Linked DNA regions of Homo sapiens: region 2 is linked to region 1. A link is a loop called in an ENCODE intact Hi-C map of the cell type or tissue named here. Cell type or tissue: PC-9. All regions are shown on one strand.

Region 1 (4,000 bases):
CCCACCTACCTCCACGGACTTCCTAACAGAGACTTATGAATACCAGGATGTGTTTTTGTTAAGTCAGGTTCAATTCGTTGCCCCTGTCAGTTTTATAGAGTGTGAGGGTCACTCCATTAAAGATCTCTCCTGGGTGGATCCTACTTGGATGTTCAGGTGATTTTGAAAACTGCTAACATTTTTAAAAGGCTAGAACATCCTTTGACTTCTTGAAAATCTGCATGTCTGGCTTGGGTTTTATTACCACATGCCTGAGTTCTTCAAGAATGGAAGGCTCAAGTATTCTCATCTTCCATTTGCCAAACTTCCTTCCTGATTTGAGTCACGTGTTCCACTTGGAAAGAAAGGGAACAGAGAGCCTCCTCCATGGACAGTGTATGAATTTCATTGGGAATCTTGCTCTCTCCCGCCTCTATGCCTTTCTCTCTTTTTAACCTTACTTTACATAATATTATAGATGGGCCAAGAAAAGAAAAGATGACATAACATTTTGATGAATTTCACCTATTCCATTCTTCACGTTTCAGAATTGGTCGACTTTGTTAGAAGATAATTGAAGTAGCCTTGGGTCAAAAGCAACCTTTTCAATTGTGATCATACCTAAAACATATAAAAACCCTGCCGTAGATTAAAAGCAATTATAAAATCATAAAATTGAATGTTTGCAGAATCCTGGAGCAGTAGATTTCTTTGTCTTTGGCCTGCGGACTAGAAAGAGGGCAGCAGTAGTATGCTGGAGCTTCCCTGGGATACCAGCCACATGGTTTCTTTTCATTAGATCTGATTTTTGTTTCCCACTGTAGATCTGATTTTGTAGTTGAAAACATTTCACCACCATCAAACACTATTTCTGAATATTGTGCCTTTTTATACCTAGCCTAGATGAAAACCGATGCCATTCTTATTCAGAAAATCCCCCCATCCTACATGACTGTTATCTAGACATAAAGCAAAGTGCATTTAATTCAAAATTTGGTTCACAATATAAGTATTTTGTAAAAGCCAGCTGAACCAGCATTTTATCAGGTGGAAATCTCTGCAAGCCAAATTGCTGATACTCCTTCATGCAGATCAACTTGGTGTCCCAGTCAGAATAGAACAGCATAATTACCTGGAGTTAGGGGGAGTATTTCTGCACTATTACTTGTCAGGGAGAGAAGAAACTTAGAATTGTCCCTCAAAGGAGTGTCAAGAAGTATGAATAAATGTCCTTTCACCAGCTCACAGGCCAGAAATGGAGGACCCAAGTCAACTAGGTGAAACTACTAGCAGACCCAGCTTTCCCATAATAACCTAATCTGCAAATTGTTCTATTAAAGTCTCATTGTTTTCAGGATGCAATGAAAGTGGATTTCAAAAGGCTTTGGAAAAATAAGTGGAACATGACTGATCTTGAAAAAAAAAGCAAAAGCTTAAATATTTGATACAAGTTTACTTAGCTACAACATACTTTACATTGTTGCCTTTAGTTATCTCACAGGCACTGACATTTTATATTTAGAAAATACTTTTAATCTTTCTAATCTTTTTTTGTAAATATTAGTGTCCATTCTGTATGACTCGCTAACCTACTTTGCAAGGCTTTGGGCAACATTTTAGCTCATTAACTTCAAGATGATGTGTCATCTGTATAGGTCAAAGAATGGGACTTCTGAACTGAGGAATTTGCTGTTGACAGCCAAAGTATAGTGTACAAGATTGATGTAACTTGATATGTATTTTTGTTGAAGTTTTTTGTAAAAAAAAATTATTTACAATGTTATTTGAATGATTTTTTTAAATGCTGTGAATCTATATTTGTTGTTTTGTATATTAAAATTCATTTGCCAAACTCGTTCTGATGATGCATTTGAGTAGCAGCCTTTAAAAGGAGGAAGTGGAGAGCTGGGTGCGGGGGCTTCTGGGATTTGTAGCTCCTCTGCTGCCCTGATGTCCCTAGACTTCTCAGTGGCAACAACTCATCCATTCAGGAGCTCCATGTAACCACTGGGTAGGCGTGGGAGAAGGGGGGCTCCGAGGGCAACCTCGGAGGGCACCCTGGCTTGAGAAACGTCAGTGGTTGGAGTAAGAGGGATGCGGAAGGGAGCAGTGGGGCGGGGCCGCTTTTGCTAGGGATCATGGAGAGGAGACAGAACAACAGACTGTGCCCTCTGACTGCCCCTGAAGGCTAGGCCCTGCCACAGGAGCTGTGCTAGTGGCCCTGCTCACTCGCCCTTTGCGGGTGGGTAGATTAGAATTTCCTTCTCCAACAGCTCAGAAGAGCTAAGTCAACAGCCCATTGTTTGCTGTGGCTGTAATCAGAAAAGGATTCCTATGAAGGCTGCCAAGTGGCTACTGCCCACTTTTTGTTTACTCTTAATATCCACCTGCTTCCCAAAGTGATCTGCTCCTCCCAACCTTGGGCTGCACTGGGGAAGGGCGGTCGCTAGGGTGGGGAGGGGGCGAGCCCCAGAACCCATAGGGCAGAGCATAGTGGCTCCATGTATAGGACACAGTGAAAGAGATGGGGGTGGCATTTTCTTCCAGGAGAGTTGTGGGGAGATGACCGTTAGGTCATAAGCGCGCCCCTACTCTGCACTGGCGAGACCAGCAAAGCTGGAGTGAACCCAGCTGAACCTGGGCCGCAGCAGCCCCGGAGGCTGGAGGCGCTGCAGTCGGGAAACACCAGGAGGATGGAGCCCTTTTCCCTGTAAGCAGGAGGCCAGGATCCTGATTCCTGAGCCGGCTTCCCACGGACCCCAGGCCCCGGCAGGGTCCTGGCGGGAGGAAGAACCCACGGAGTGAGTGGGGTGTCAGCAAAGCGGGGCCGCAGGGCAGGTTCTGGAAGCCTCTCCGCGTGGCTGGGCTGGAGTGTGCAGACGTGGGAGAGCCCGGAATGGGGAGCGCGTGGCCGGTGGAGGCCCGAGGCTGTGCTTCCGTCGCTGGCTCTGAGGCAGAGGTCCAGGCCGGCAGGCTGCCCAGGTGGTCCTGTCTCAGAGCTCTCCGGGGCGCAGAGGCGCGGGAAGCGGGGAAGGGCCGGGCAGCGAGACGGGTGTCCCCAGCAGGAGGTCGGGGACCCGTCGCGCGTTCCGTCGGGGCCGCCTGCGGTGCAGGGGTCAGAGACCAGCCACGCGAGCAAGAGGGAGCCCGGCCAGAACTGCTGAGAGCCCCCAGCGGAGCTGGGACTCAGGGGCTCCTTGCGTTTAGCCACCAAGAGTGGGGGCAGGCTGCGGGGTGCCGGGGAGAAGCCAGATCTCACTCATTTTACACCGACTAATTAGATCCCGCCGCCCACCTGGGACCACGGCATTGTCATGTCCGCTGCACTGACGGGGAAATTGAGGCACGGGGGCGAGTAAGGCGGGAGAGGGAGTCGGCGCCGCCGAGCTGGGGCGAGCCCCGCACCCACCCGTACACTCGGCCTCTGCCCCTGCTCTGTGCGTGGGCTCCTGCTCTGTGCGTGGCCTCGCCGCCGAGCTGGGGTGAGCCCCGCACCCACCCGTACACCCGGCCTCTGCTCCTGCTCTTTGCGTGGCCTCCTGCTCTGTGCGTGGCCTCTGCTCCTGCTGCGTGCACTGCGGCATCTCGGGAAACCGGGCTGGGCTCCTCTGTCCTCTGGAAGCTACTGTAAGTTTTAGATAAATGTTACTACTAGACACGAGGAAAGTGAGTCCATGATTACTGGCATTGAACAAATGGTTGCACCGCGTTCTCCGTGGTAGGTGGAGTGTGTGATTGTGAGAGGGGAATGGACACTGAATCCTTACCTACACAAATGCCTAAACTCGTAAGGCATTACGACACACCCATCTGAAAATCTAATTAAGCGGTAGGAATTCTAATGGTCCGGGATCCAAATGAGACCCAGCCACTTAACAGTTAGCAGCCTTCAGTTTTGTCCTGTTGCCCGTAATTACCCCAAGGTCAGGGAGAAGCACTGAAGCAAAGGCATGAACATCACTTTGAAAAAGAAAGGAGTTAATGGGTGCAGCACACCAACATGGCTCATGTATACATATGT
Region 2 (4,000 bases), 260 kb after region 1:
GAGACTACAATTTTTTCCCGTGTTTGAAATGCTTGTTGGAATTCTGATCTTTACCTAGAGGAAAGCTTTCCTTGCTAACATGTCAATTTTGTATAAAGTTTAATTACTTCATCCTAGTGTTAGACTGATTATCTGAAGCAAATTGGATGTTTTGATTAGTGTGTGTGTGTGTGTGTGTGTGTGTGTGTGTGCAGGGAATATCTTGGAGTACAAAAATGAGGAAAGTAATCTTTTTTTCATGGCTATTTGGCAGACACACTCATTTCAAAGAGTGATTCTGAAACTTTATAGGCTTAGGGTTTTTTGTGCAATTAATAATTATTGCATAGAAGTAACCAACACCCTGAATTAGGTGTTTGTCATTGTCATGCACTTTTCATACATTTTACCATATATGTGTATGGCCATAAATCATATGTAGAATTGGTGTTTCTGTCCTAAAATTTCAATCATATAACTGATTGTACATTATAAATATATTATTCAGCAGCTTTCTTTTGCTTACTCAGCGTTATAGTTTTGAGATCAGTCGATATGTTTTGTTCACACCCATTGATTTGTCCAAAGAGATGCATTGCTATTTTCAGAAGTAGTTCTAGTTGAGTTTACATTTCCTATAGTATTTCATGCTATGACAGTACCACATTTAATTCAACTCTGTTTTGTGGTGAGAAAAAGATAAAAACATTAAAAAATGATGGCATATCCCAAAGAGCTTTTGTTTAAGTGGATTGTATCTATTGATATTTACTATATCAGAAACTGAAGCTGAATAATTTAAAATATAAGCATGCACCACCATGCATTCCAATAGCCATTATAACTCTGGCCCATTAAGCACCCATGATCTTATGACACATCACGTGTCTCATGGTTAAACATAAGTCTTGTTATTAAAAGAAAGTTCATATTACTGAAGAATATTATTAATAAACAAAGCTCTCATGGAAAACAAAATATATAATATTGCTGAGTGAATCAAATAAGTAACACTAAAAAATAAAAATGTCAAAGATGATCGTTAATAAAACCTATGTGAGTGAATGGCAAGTACAGGACATGTAGAATACAATAAGCCATGCAGGAGTGGTGTGTTTCTGGGGGAGTGGAGGACATGGGACTGCTTCTGTTTTAGAAGGAATTTCTCCACGTTAGTCAAATTGTATTATGATTTACATTCTAATAATGAAAACTTTACTTTCAGCTTTTTCAGCTTTGGATTTTAATAGTTTGACCTTCAGTAATGAGCTTCATGAAAGATCTGAGAATTTGAAAGTTGGTGATCTATGTCCATTTGTGTCTCCACCAATGACCAACACTGTGTTGGGATCCACAGACTTGGGGAAGATGAACTTAATAGATTAAGAAAAGATGACCACTGCAGCTGCATTTCTATTTTGGAATCACACTCTCCGTGACCTGTGTGAGTCACAGCTACCAGAAAACAAAGACAGCAAAGAAGGTAATAAAGAAGCATAGAGAATTCAGTCCCAGTGTAGCTGTACTTGGCTTCATAATACCATAGTTGTAACTTTTAAAGAATCATTTTGTGGCAAAGTGTGTATTGTGTTTACACCCCCCTTATACAAGCTACAACCAAACAGAGGACCTATCAGCAGGGCATTTATGTTCTTCCTTTAACCAAAGCAACATAAAAATAAGAAAGAGAATGAGATGGACGAGTAATTTTGTTTAGGCTAGCATTTAACATAAACTTGAATGTGAGTCCAAGGATTACATGCAGAACTTTGGGACTGGGGGGGAGATGTTTGATTGCCTGCTCAAACACAATGTGGTTTCTTTGCTTTATTTCCATAGCTCTGAATTTGTATCAGTTGTAACTATATAAAATGTTGCCCCTAAAGCACCTTCCAAACCCCAAAATTAAGTTATTTTTAATAACTTCTGTGACTTTATGTAGTATAGAATTGTCTTTCCCAGTATGAATGGGTATCCTTGAGAATTTGCTAGATGGTGTCTTTTCAGCTGTGTTCACACAGTTTATCACCTTGTTTTCATGAATAACAATTTACTAGGAATACTAGTTTGAAGGAAGGTGGTGTCATTAAAAATAACATGAAAATACATTTTAATTTTACTAGGACACATAATCTGTTGAATAATTGCATCTAATATGTGTTCTACTTTATGTCCCAGTTAAATTCATTGTCTTTAATAAGGTATACGATCAGATCTATATAGTAATAAATCATAAAATATTTTTGCACCCCAATAGTTTCATTTCCTTTTTTACACGGCAAAACCCAGTCTCTTGAAAAAATACAAAATTAGCCGAGCATGGCAGCTGCCTGTGGTCCCAGATACTCAGAGGCTGAGGTGGGAGAATCTCTAGAGTCTGGGAGGCAGAGATTGTAGTTAGCTGAGATCGCACCACTGTGCTCCAGCCTGGGCTACTGAGCAAGACCTTGTCTCAAAAAAAATGACACAAAAGAAAAGATGATTTGAAAGATTGTCCCATACAGTTTAGGACAAAAGGGATAGACATGCATAGAAAGAATGTACATTTCAGGTGGTAAATATACACTAGGAAAATCAATGCAGTGCTAAGGCAGCCCCAAGGAAAGAGATGCCTGTTTTTCTGAGGAAAGATAGCAAGAATCAAGGAATACTTCACACAGCAATGTGAGTGATGAAAAAGAAATGGTTAGAATAGTAGAGGAAAACATTTCTGATATCGAGAACAGGATGTACACTGGTAAAGTATAAACAGTTACAGTAATTCTGGAAATCATTGATTATAGGCATAATGTGTTGTTAAGAATGGCACTACTGGACCGAGCGCGGTGGCTCACGCCTGTAATCCCAGCATTTTGGGATGCTGAGGCAGGCAGATCACCTGAGGTCAGGAGTTCAAGATCAGCCTGGTTAACATGGTGAAACCCCATCTCTACTAAAAATACAAAATTTAGCGGCTTGAGCCACCTCACCCGGCTGAAAATTTTTTTAAGACAGGCTCTCACTGTGTCACCCACACTGGAGTTTGAGTGAATGCAATCTTAATGGCCACAATCAATATTCTTTTTTAGGTCACAGTCAAAATTCTTTATTGATAAAGACCTCTCATGTTTATCTCAAAAGAAGCTTTAAGGATTGTCTAGGAATCACCACATGCTATTTAGGTTCTATGTCTCAAAAAAAGAAAATGCTAAAATAATGTAGAACATTTAAATTCACTATTACTAATTACACAGTTTTCTGTGATTGGAAATGGTCATCAAACCAAAGGGAAAATTGCAATTTTCATACGTTATCTTGAGTAATTTCACTTAGAGATTTCATTGAAGTTAATTCTTCGTCACTATTGTTGGTAAATTAAGAGTTTTTAGGAAGCAGTTTCTGTAATGAAATTTCAGATGTTTTGAATATTTCTGTTTTATAGTTAACTGTGCAATACTTTTATTGAGGTTTTCAAATACAATTACTGTGCAGTTAAAGAAAGCAATGTTATGTCCAGCTTTCAGTAATTGCTTGTATGGGCTATCTGTAGTCCCTGGATGAAATAATGCTTGAGTAGATGAATAAAAATACATGAATGAATTATAATATTTAGACAATGAAGATTGCCTATAACCTTATTTTTAGCATAATTCCCTAAAGCTATTTGTGTTATATGTTTGAATGCATTTCAATATGAACTTGGTAACTGTCATTTCTATTTTAAGACTTCAGTGACCTGGGAGGAGAAAATAATTGGGCCCAGTGGTTATTATTACTAGATTTTCCTTTGCTTGAATCTAGGCTTGTGTCTTTCATCTATTGGAATAAAAGCATTAAAAATAATCTGTGGTATATTTTATATAATCTGATTCATTGGTAATCTAATCTTGCAATATAAACTGGGTGCATTAAGCACTTGTAGTATATTAAGCCTGGGAGACTGAAGTTTCTTTTCAGCGTTCCTATTAAGTATATGGTGATGGAAATTTTTCAAAATTTTTAATGGAAAATGATGTCCCAATTCACTCTTTTCTTTTTGATT

Evidence for each region. Hi-C counts contacts between places; a loop is a spot of excess contacts. Peaks named below come from ENCODE experiments on the same cell type or tissue, not always from the same donor. Only the 100,000 strongest peaks of a DNase experiment are listed, where the experiment ranks them.
Region 2: a loop joins it to region 1, with 4 times the contacts of the local background. A loop is called at or near these places in 8 of 110 quality-filtered maps.

Annotation. Positions count from the first base shown.
Region 1 is chr13:24,305,239-24,309,238 of GRCh38, forward strand. SPATA13 (spermatogenesis associated 13) reads left to right here. Exons shown (of 13, transcript NM_001166271.3): 13 at 1-1,831. It also overlaps a transcript of C1QTNF9 not described here. Among named protein-coding and RNA genes, the nearest start is that of C1QTNF9, 2.3 kb to the right of the region's middle. In PC-9, no CTCF peak of the experiment used is centred here; DNase peaks (open chromatin) are centred at 1,573 and 2,263; H3K27ac peaks cover 586 bases.
Region 2 is chr13:24,562,779-24,566,778 of GRCh38, forward strand. It overlaps LOC101927375 (ankyrin repeat domain-containing protein 26-like), which reads left to right. Exons shown (of 11, transcript XM_011535334.3): 7 at 1,205-1,462. The coding sequence ends at 1,365. Among named protein-coding and RNA genes, the nearest start is that of PARP4, 52 kb to the left of the region's middle. In PC-9, no CTCF peak of the experiment used is centred here; no DNase peak of the experiment used is centred here.